2 separate regions of the Mus musculus genome follow, and region 1 is linked to region 2. The links are chromatin contacts, found by Hi-C in ENCODE. All regions are on one chromosome and are shown on one strand. The core of a region is the stretch at or near the end of the contact, and the rest is flanking DNA. Distances in the headings are between cores, read along the strand shown.

Region 1 (5,342 bases), core at 1,832-4,331, 150 kb before region 2:
CCCTCCTTACCTTCTGCCTTGAAGCAGGTCTCTTGTTCATCACTGTTCAGCCAGGCTAACTGGCCCTGGAGTTTTTGGCGATGTCAGGGATAACACCAAGAATGGACATGAACTAGGTAACAGTCAGGAGACGGTAGCTCCCAGCTCCACAGCATGGTAATCTGGGATGAGTCTGTGGGTGAGCCACACTGAGTCTGAAAACCTGGCCTGGGGAGAAAGATGGCGAGTCCTGTTGTCAAGTATGAGACATTTGTGAGATATCCAAGAAGAAATAGCTTCCCAGACAGGTAATTGAACCTTCTGGGCTTCCACTGCCCTGGTTGTAAAGTGATGGGTTACAGCTTAGGCATAGCTATAGATGCTGGATTTCACAGATCTGGGCTGTTTCTGAGCTCTGTGATCAGACCAGTGAGGGCCTTCGCCATAGTGAATGCCAGTCCTCTGCTCTCTGAGCTCACCATTACCCAATATGTGCCCTGCCAGGACGCCCTGTCCCAGTGGCTTTTAGCAGAGAAGCCTCCTATCCGTCACCTTGGCAGACCCCCTTGTCTGCAGCAGTAGCTGACGGGAGGCTGGGGACCACCACTCGTCTATCTGCTTTGCTTTTCACTGTTCTTGGTTTAAATGATGGGGAGAGAAGGAAAACAGCAAGGAAGTGTTTCCTCACTGAGCACTTGGCTTCAGGCAAGCTCCCTGCATCCCAGACCTGCTGCAGGCAGGATGCTGGCATTAGTCTGTAACAGTGACCGTACAGTCTACCTCACAGGCCCTAGTTTTAAACTGGAAGCATTAGTAAACATGATGCTAATTTTTAATAATTTACTTATTTTTATTTTGTGTACTCTTGTGTTTTGCCTGCTTGTATGAGGGCATCAGATCCCCTGAAACTGGAGTTATAGACAGTGGTGAGCTGCCATGTGGGTGCTGGGAATTGAACCTGGGTCCTCCTGGAGAGCCGCCAGTGCTCTTATCCTCTGAGTCATCTCTCCAGACTCCTACAATGCTAATTTTTAAAAAGATTTATTTTATGTATATGAGTACATGGTAGCTGTACAGATGGCTGTGAGCCATCATGTGTTTGCTGGGAATTGAACTCAGGACCTCTGCTCGCTCCAGTCCCTCTCACTCTGATCCCACCTGATCCAGCCCAAATTTATTTATTATTGTATGTAAGTACACTGTAGCTGTCTTCAGACACACCAGAAGAGGGCGTCAGATCTCATTATGGATGGTTGTGAGCCACCATGTTGTGTCTGGGATTTGAACTCAGGACCTTCGGAAGAGCAGTCAGTGCTCTTGACCACTGAGCTATCTCTCCAGCCCACAAGGCTAATTTTTGAGAAGGCAGCCATGTTCACGCTACACTCCAGGGTAGCAAAAACTTAAGTCTTGTCATTCCTAGTGTATTTTGTGTCACTTCACAAAATGTATTTAATGGTGTCATTAAGAATCAGGCCTTGCCGGGCAGTGGTGGCACACGCCTTTAATCCCAGCACTCGGGAGGCAGAGGCAGGCGGATTTCTGAGTTCGAGGCCAACCTGGTCTACAAAGTGAGTTCCAGGACAGCCAGGGCTATACAGAGAAACCCTGTCTCAAAAAAAAAAAAAAAAACAAAACAAAAACAAAAAAACAAAAAACAAAAAAAAAACAAAAAACAAACAAACAAACAGAATCAGGCCTAAACTGATGATCATAGGAACAAAGCTAACAGAGTTATACAGTTTAACAATTTGACATGGGATGAGGCAGGAGCTCAAGTTTGAAAGCCATCAGTTGCCTCGTAGGGGAGAGCCACCAAGGAAGACTGAGAACCTCAGTCCAGAGTCTGTCTTTGAACCTTTTAGAGTAGAAAGTCTAACTTTGCAATGTCAACAGTCGATTGGCCCTAAAGATACTAGCCTTTGCCCTGTCTGTGCGTCCTGGAGTGGGGCAGCTCTAGTGTCCCATGAATGTAAGTCGGGTGCCTCCTCAGTGAGGAGGAGAGCGCATTGCTGCTCTGTGAGAGCAGGTTTGTGGTCATCCGGGCTGTTGACCTTCCTTCCAGCTCCTCTGTGTGTGGGAGGAGGCTGTGCTTTCGGCTGCTGCTAGCCTAATCCTCATAGATACCCTCTTCCCACGTGATTCTAGCTTGTACCAAGTCAACAATTCAAAACAACCTCAGAGAATTGGAAAACAACACAGGGTCCTGTCTGCCTGTTCTGTCTCATTGATAAAAGAATTTTAAACTGGAGTTTGGCAGAAAGAAAAACAAACAGAGTGAGAGATGTCAGCAGTGACCAGGAGATGGGGATATTAGAAAGTCATGCTGTGTGAGTTAGAGGACAGGAACACAAAGCAGGTGTGTGAGGGAAGGGCGGCTTCAGAGAGAAGGGGAGCTACCTCCGGTGCCGGAGCTTAGGATTTCCGTTGAAGTTGGAAAAGGGGAGATAGAAAGGCTCCACTTTCCACGTTAGAAAACAGACACTTAGCCGTGAGGATCAGTGAGCAACTCCATGGAGGCAGGGGAAGTGCTCCTGGGGCACACACACACACACACACACACACACACACACACTAAGGGACAGCTAGCCTGTCCTCCCGGCCTGCCTCAGCGGACGGACGTCCTGTTTCTTTGCACTACGGACTCGGTAGTTCTCTCGAGGTTGTAAAGATTTCCTCCTTTCAGGTCTTCTGCCCGAGCAAGGAAGTTTCTGCTGCCTTCTTCAGAGGACGTCATCAAATGCCCACCCAGCTGTTTGCAAAGGAGTTCCTATCCATTCACCAGGCTGTTTGTGTTGGTGGTGGGGTGAGGTGGTGTTCCTGTCAGAGGGGTCTACTGACACAGAGGCACCTGCTGTCTGCATCGGGAAGGAAGCCAGTGTCATGCCATTTCACCAGAAGCAGCAGGCATAGCCCACGTTGCTTTGCGCATGGGGACCTTGAAAGAAGCTGGCTGAAAATGGCCCTCCACAGTCGGTTCTGCCGTCTCAGCATCCACTGTGTATCCGCCTATCTCTAGGAACCAATAGACTGCAAGCCCACACGTGAGCCACAAGCGAGAGGCCACTGCATACAGAATCGCAGGCCGGCCTCTTGACAAGAACTGAGCCCAGCCTTACCGGTCCCTCTGCTGGAGAGAGGAGGAAAAACAGGAGGAAAAACAGGACTCGGGAGATAAACAAGCGCAGGGCAGAGCCACACCGTGCAGTGGAATGTGGACTTTATCCAGCGGACATGAAAACTCGAGTAACGTTATTAGTTGCTAGTAGACACAGCAAAGCAGGGCATTGGAGGCCTGGGAGGGAGGGAAAGTTCACTTCCAGAGACAAACACGATCTGAGCTCTGAATCAAAATATTATATTGGCTGGGTAGGGGGTTCTAGCCGGGGAGGAGGGCCCATTGTGCAGGTTTTACATGATGCCTATGGGGGTATAAATCTCTAGAACGTTCAAGTTTGCTATTCTGTAAGTTAGTGAATATAGGCCTTTAGGAAAATTTGTTTTGTTTCAGGTAGCAGGAAAAATTTTTTTAACTTAATGGAAATTGTATTATTTTATTGCCTTTTCTTTGAGATGGGGGTCTGCTAGATAGTCCAGGACGGTCTCAGACATGTTAATCCTCCAGCCTCGGCCTCCAGCGTGCTGGGATTATAGGCCCTGTGTAGGAATTATGTTTTCAATTATGTGTATGTACACGTGGGTATTTGCATGCGAGTGAAGGTACCTACAGAGCCCTTGGTTACTCTTGGAGTTGGAGTTACAGTTAGTTACAAGTTACTTGATGTGGGTACTGGGAATTGGACCAGCATCCTCTGGAAAAGCATGAAATGCTCTTAACCACCCACCAAGCCATCTTTCCAGCCCTACATATTTGTTTTAATTGGAAGTTTCTAGTTTGTCCTGAAAATGCACAATATATGGCTGTAGGGAGTTCTGTCTGTATTCTGTCTACCCCAGTGCCACTGCCATCAGCCCCTGGTCCTGGCTCCAGGTCCTCCCCAATTTAAACCTGACTTCCTTTGGCCTTTGGGAGCCTAAGTGTTAGGCTGGGGTTTCCCAGGCTGTTGCTGCATGCTTCCACCAGGAGGCTCTGTGACCAGGGCTTTGGAGGGAAGGGTGGGGAGGAAGTGTTGTGAGCTAGTTCCAGGAGGACGTGAAGGAAATGCTGCCTTCCTTCCTGGCCAGGGAGTCCCAATGAGCAATTTCAGCTCAGTGGAGAGTCAGACCTAAGAGGCCCTTGAGGATAAATGTTTTGAAAGAGACCAAGAGAAGTGAGGTTACAGGCCAATCGCCAATGATCCCGACCCTCCGCAGTCTGTCAGACGCTCTGTCACAGGAAGAGGGCTGGTTGCCCCTTGAGATGGTCAGGAAGGGAACAGACACTAAGAGCTCCAAATGGCAGGTGCTCTCTGGGAGTGGCTTACTCGCATTCTCCATCTCGGGGAAAGGAGGAAAGATAGAAGTCAGGATCAGACTACCCTAAGTGTGCAGCCTGAGGAAAAGAGTGAGGAATGAGCCAGCCAGGGAATCAGCAAGATGCACAGCCTTGTCTGCCTGCCCACCTCAGCCAAGAAAAATTTCAGTTTGTTTGTCAAATAAATGGTCCAGGAATTTGCTGGGTCTCCATCTGTGTATAGGCAGGCATTGTTTTCCATTTCATATCCAGCTCGGAGCTGTGGGACTTGGGCTGACTGAGGCCAGGGACCTGACCTCCAGCCAACCTGCTCTGGGTATCCCCTGAACTCTTTCCTCATTGTAGTGGGCTCTGTGGCTTTGACTCAAAGATCGTTATCTATGAGGGTTCAGAACCCTGCTTCCTCCCTGGTCCGTGGCTGCTTTTTCCTGGGTTTGTTTTCTTTGGCTGCTACTGGGATGTTTTTCTGTGAAATGCTTTTTGCCACAGAGGGAAGAAAGGAGGCTAGGCAGGATGTGTGTGGAGGGAAGAGAATCTGGGGGATGGGGGTGCCCTGTCAGAAGAATGGTGCCTATAAGTCAATGCCTGCTGGTAATTCCCTATACCTCTACTTTCTTATCCTTACCCTGATGGGGGGGCATACAAAGTGTTAATGTAATGCAAAAATTATAAATTATACAAAGCATTAATACATGGTTAATGACAGCACAACTCCTGTTCCCCATGTTTCATTCATTCATTCATTCATTCATTCATTCATTCATGTGTTTCTCCTATAAGCAATTTCAGTAAGCACAACCAGCCAATAACACAGGTACATCCCACTCCACAACACTCAGGAACAAGTGTTGGCATCATCTTAATTGTCTTAATATTATTGGGTTTTGTTTGTTTAGGGTTTTTTGAGACTTATTTTTATTTTATGTGTATGACTGTTTGCCTGCCTGTA
Region 2 (5,041 bases), core at 2,013-4,512:
TTAGTATAACTCCTATATCGATACTGGCACTATCCAAGAATGGCCTGATAATAAAATAAAAAAAAAAAAAAGAAGAGAAGAAAAACAAGTCTTTCAAACATTTTTATTTTCCTAGACTTACTCGTTACAACATAAAGTGAAACGCATTTTACAGGGATTCTATTCTTTTGTAACATGTCTCTTCTTCACTACGCAGTGTTTACTGCCTTAAGAGTTAATCACTGTTTCCTGTCATATTTACTCAGTTGAGGCCTGTCAACCAGGCACACACAAACCTTTATCTATGAGCACTCCTGGAAGACCACACTGAATGTTCCCAAAGAACAACTCTGTCTCTACTCTACACAGTCATAGGTGAGACAGCAGGGTCACACACTCCTGGAATTGTATGGTGTGTGTGTGTGTGTATACACTCATACATATACGTATATGTGTGTGTGTGTGTATATATATATACGTATATATATATATATATATATATATATATATACGTATATATATATATATGTGTGTGTATATGCGTATAGATATACAATGTTTACTTTATGATTAAGAAATGTTTATATTACCTGCAAATATCAATATAATACTGTTTAGTAATCACTGTATTTATTTATTTTAATTTCTAAGAGTAATAGTGTTTTGGCTACTATCTTTACAAGAAAAAGATCTAAAAGTCACACGAAGTAAACATTTTTTCATAGATATTTTTAAAATATGTCAATATTTTTGTATGGATATTCTTAGTAAGTATGGCTATACTTTAAAAATGTCCTGTGTGATTACAAATAAATGCACATTTTGGCTACCGTGCTGGCATTAATTCATGCACTGACAAACCAACTGGTAACTCTGTTTCACTGATGGCAGGTAGGCACCATGGATAATGCTATTTAAGACTCCAGTGGTCATTTAACAGCCTCCAGCGGTGGCCTCTTCAATAAACACCTGGAACACTTACAAAGCCAGTTTAGCCCTAGCTATCCTCAGTCTTCTACTGTACACTACCTGGGACTGCATTGACATCTCCTGTCAGCTCTGAGTAGGGAGAGGCCTTGTCTAAAGCCTTTCTGCGTTCCCTTCCAGGTCAAAATCAGAGTTAAGTGCATATTCATCGATTAATTAACAGCCACAGCAGAGGGGATGCTTTCCACGGCAACGAGGAGATAATCAGGACATAGTAGATAAAGTAAGCTAAATGCAGGGACAGTTATGTTGTACCAGAGTAGAAACAAGACCACGCAGAGGCTCTGAAAGAACATGCTCAGACACAAAGCACGTGAGTTTACACAGCACAACCGTCCTCGGAAGGTTCAACGAGATGTACAACCTCTGACTGCTAGGCTCTAAAGTGCCCTTGGCTGTGCTTCTGCTCTTGCATGGGAAGCTGCGTGGGGTACAATTCCTTGCTGCCTATTCCTATAAAGCCATCCCATGTCTGTATAAAGAGCCCTATCCACACACGCCTAAACAAGAGGCCGAGCCGTCAAACCCCAGGACACAACCAAGCCACGGGGCCTCTCCACATTAGGTTAACACACAGAATTCTGACCCTAAAACAAAGGTCATCTTCCGCTTGACTCCTCACGGTCACTCTTAAATGACAGGATGTTCTTAATAATAAATCTTTACCTTTGAAAACCTACCGCCACCAAATTCTTTACCCTTTCCTCCAACCTCCTTTAGCCTTTCAGTGAAAATTATGCAGCCGTGTCATCTCTAAGACAACAGTCACGGTGCAAACTGAGCAACAAGGTACGACGGTGGTGACAGCCCTGGTGTCTTCATCATTTCAAGTGTAGGACACAGGAGAGGACAAAGCATTCCCATACAATTTCCTAGTTCTTCTAACAATGGTCTCTGTAGAATTGTGTTCTTATCCCTTCAAATAAATATAGTACATGCAAACCCTACTCTCTAGATAAAACACCCATGTTTGTGCCTCATTTGCCCCTTCGAAAAGCGAGCCTGCCTGTCTCTCCTCCCCTATCTTTTGTCTCAGAACACCAAAGCACTTGAGTATTTTTACTTTACAATCCCTATGAAGTCACTGGTACATTAAGCACTGGAGGACCGATGAGGGGCGTAGACACCCAGAGAGCTCTCTGGTCGGCCACGCAAAGCCTAGAACCCCCTAGTTCCTTAAAACTTGTCAGCAATCAGGCCAGACCCTCTGGAGCCTCCGGGCCCCTTGGCAGGTCGCGGAGAATTTTAAAAACAACAGTGACAGAAAGCCACCTTTCCTGCAAAGGAACCTGCACACACATATAAACACAATCGTCCGTCTCAGAAGATGAAATTACAATTGGCCTTTCTCTTGGTTTTGTTAGACTTCAAATACGGCGAGTGAACATCTCAATCTTGATTTAAAAACAAAAAAAAAAAAAAAAAAAAATTAAACCAAACCAAACTAAACAAAGAAGCTCCTGAGGGCAATTTGATCAGACACAGAAAAATCCTGCCTTCAAAGAAATGTGCCTTGTGACACTCTGAGGAGAAGTACTTAAAACCTGTCCCTGAGTCACGAACACTGGATTGAGGAAGAGAAGAAGACAGCTGGCTTCTTGGGGTTCTTAAATCTTTTCTTTCTCACCTTGGGGCTACAGAAGCTGTAAGTGAAATCTTCCACTCTTCACTGAGAGTATTGCAGTGACATAAAGTCACACACACACACACACCCCTCTACTTCACTGCCCTCTTTATCCCTAAGGTGCCCGTGCCCCCCCCCACCCCCCAATGTGGACCTGATGTTACAAAAAGCAAAGTCATGGGGCAATGCGGGGGTGGGGTGGGGTGTATGTTTGCAAAGGACTCAAAAAAATCCAGAAAAGCAAAGGGCTGAAAGATCCCAGGACAGCCGAGGTGTAAGAGGTTCGGCTGGCTCGTGGGCTGCAGCCAAGCAAGCATCCATTCACTCGAGTGGGGGGCTGGGGGCGCGACCAGAATGTTGGGGTGCTCACGAAGCCACTCTGGACGCCCACCCTCTGCCCTCCATCACCCTCCGCATCCCCTCAGGCAGGACCCCCTCCGAGCAGAGGGCCGCCCCGGGGCTCCCCGCGTAGGGACGGGAAGGACGGGGAAGGGGGTCAGGCCGGGCTCGCCCAGGTAGCCGCGCCGGAGGCTCGGGAGACTCACGTTCTCCGTGTCCCGCTCGTTCACCGTGGGCAATGGCGTCCGCGCCGACATCTTGCGCGGGCAGCGGGGTCGAGCGGGGGGTCCGGCGGGTCGCGGGCCGCGGAGGGCTTCGGCGAGGGCGGGCGCGCGCGAGCAGGCCGCGCCGGGGAGCGCGCGGCTCCCGCAGGCCGCGGGGCGGGAAGGCGGGCGAGGACGCGGGGACCGAGCCGCGGGGACGCCGGTCGGGCGCGGAGGGCCGCGGCGGGCTGAGTGGAGAGCGGGCGCCCCGGAGCTGCCTCAGCGCGGCGCCCGGCGAGCGCGGCCCTGACAGCGCCTCCCGCACGCCGCCTCAGGTGAGCGCCGCCGCCGCCGCCGCCGTCGCCGCCGCCGCTGCCGCATCCGCGCCGGGCCCCGCGGCCCCGAGCCCGCGCGCCGCTCCGCGCCGTCCCCGCCGCGATCAGCCGGAGCCCTCGGCGGCCGGAGCCGGTGCGCGCGGAGCGGCGGGCGCGGCACGGCACGCAGCGCCCCGAGGCTCTTGGCGGCCGCCGCCGGGTGGGCGGGCGCCAGCCGAGGGGCCTCTCCATTCATTCCCTCATTAGGGATGCGGGGCCGCCTCCGCCCGCCGGGCCGGATTTCATTAGTGACTCGCCCCACCCGCGGATCAGCCTGTCCCCTCAGAACCTCCGGCGGGCGTCCTGCGATTTGATGTTGATTCTTGTGTGGCTTTTAAACCGGCACTGGGGACACATGGGGTTCGTGCGAATAGAGAACGATCCCCCTCCTTCCTCCTTTTTTATGTATTTTTTTATTTGTTTCACTGGAGGGAGCATTGGGTACCATCCATCCTACTCTCCACTTGGCCCATCCTTAAATTCTCCTCTGGTTTAATTCCTGGTTTTCTTCGAGCCTTCCTTCAGCATCCTTCTGCCCTGAGGTGTTGTTCAGGGGCAGGCGTGGACAAAAGGCACAAAAGCCTCATGAAAGGAGCTGGCCCAGAAAGCATGTGGAAGAGGGCTCCCCGCACCCCACAGCATCCCTGGAGTGGGTGAGACTTGATGTCTACAGTGGCTGATCGTCACTTCCTGGGATACAAGGAAGTGTCACTTAGGCTACTTATTCAGAGAGAGTAAGAAGGCTGTCTCTGTGGTCTGTCTGGAACTCTTCCTTCCAAAAGGCTGCTTTGCCTTTCCCTCCACCTGCCACTCCAGGTCCTGGGCATATTTGTCCCCATGCAATGTTGTCATTCTTACTCTGATATTTTGCACACTTGGCCTCTAGGATAAAACTTTACCATCTCCCTATTCCTTTTCTTTCTTCAACCTCAAATGGGAATCTTGGGATGATGGGAAACTCCTCTTTCCCAAATGCATCCATTTGAGGAAGAATTCCTGTGCCAGATGGTTTTTATCCTGACTCATTAAAAGTTGTTTCTGAAAACTTAACACTTGACCCTTAAAACATGGGCCAGAAGAACCTAAAAATAGCAAACCCATATCTTGAGGGAATACACACACACACACACACACACACACACACACACACACACACACCGTATGTAGTCGCTTCTAGAACACGAGCTGCATATTTATTTCTCAAGCATCTTATGTTGTAAGTACTTCTCAATTCCACAGAGCAAATGAAAATCCCAAGACCACTTTGGTGGCCATCTCTACTGTTCAACTAGCACTTAGGCTTTGGAACTAATGACAAGGCCACAGCCTGCATTATGGTGTGCCTCTGGGAATGGCACACTTTTAGAGTCCTTCAGAAATCGGGGTTCACCGAGATATACTGAAGCATGAGTTTGTACTTTTCTCATCAGCTGGAGGTTGTGCACTCAGCACCCCTGCTAACACAGAAGTCCCTTGTGTTCCAACTATGTCTGCATTAGCCTAGCAATAAGCAAGCAAGGTGCTCCCCCCATGCA

The links. Hi-C counts contacts between places; a loop is a spot of excess contacts on that map.
Region 1: a map of left cerebral cortex shows a loop between it and region 2 (2.8-fold over the local background). The contact joins the enhancer-like site here to the promoter of Mark1 in region 2. A Hi-C loop is called at or near these places in 1 of 37 maps with a recorded cell type or tissue (left cerebral cortex).

The regions. Positions count from the first base shown.
Region 1 is chr1:184,849,383-184,854,724 of GRCm38, forward strand. It overlaps Gm34451 (a long non-coding RNA gene), which reads left to right. Exons shown (of 2, transcript XR_865818.3): 2 at 2,666-5,342. Among named protein-coding and RNA genes, the nearest start is that of Mtarc2, 6.1 kb to the left of the region's middle. Within about 2 kb of position 3,082, at least 3 of the 3 ENCODE cell types and tissues checked have a DNase peak (open chromatin) inside an H3K27ac peak, as active enhancers do; they include left cerebral cortex, where a contact is called at or near this core.
Region 2 is chr1:184,996,287-185,001,327 of GRCm38, forward strand. It overlaps Mark1 (MAP/microtubule affinity regulating kinase 1), which reads right to left and starts at 3,263. Exons shown (of 18, transcript NM_145515.2): 1 at 3,136-3,263. The coding sequence starts at 3,186. It overlaps Gm39728 (a long non-coding RNA gene), which reads left to right and starts at 3,280. Exons shown (of 5, transcript XR_865821.3): 1 at 3,280-3,467.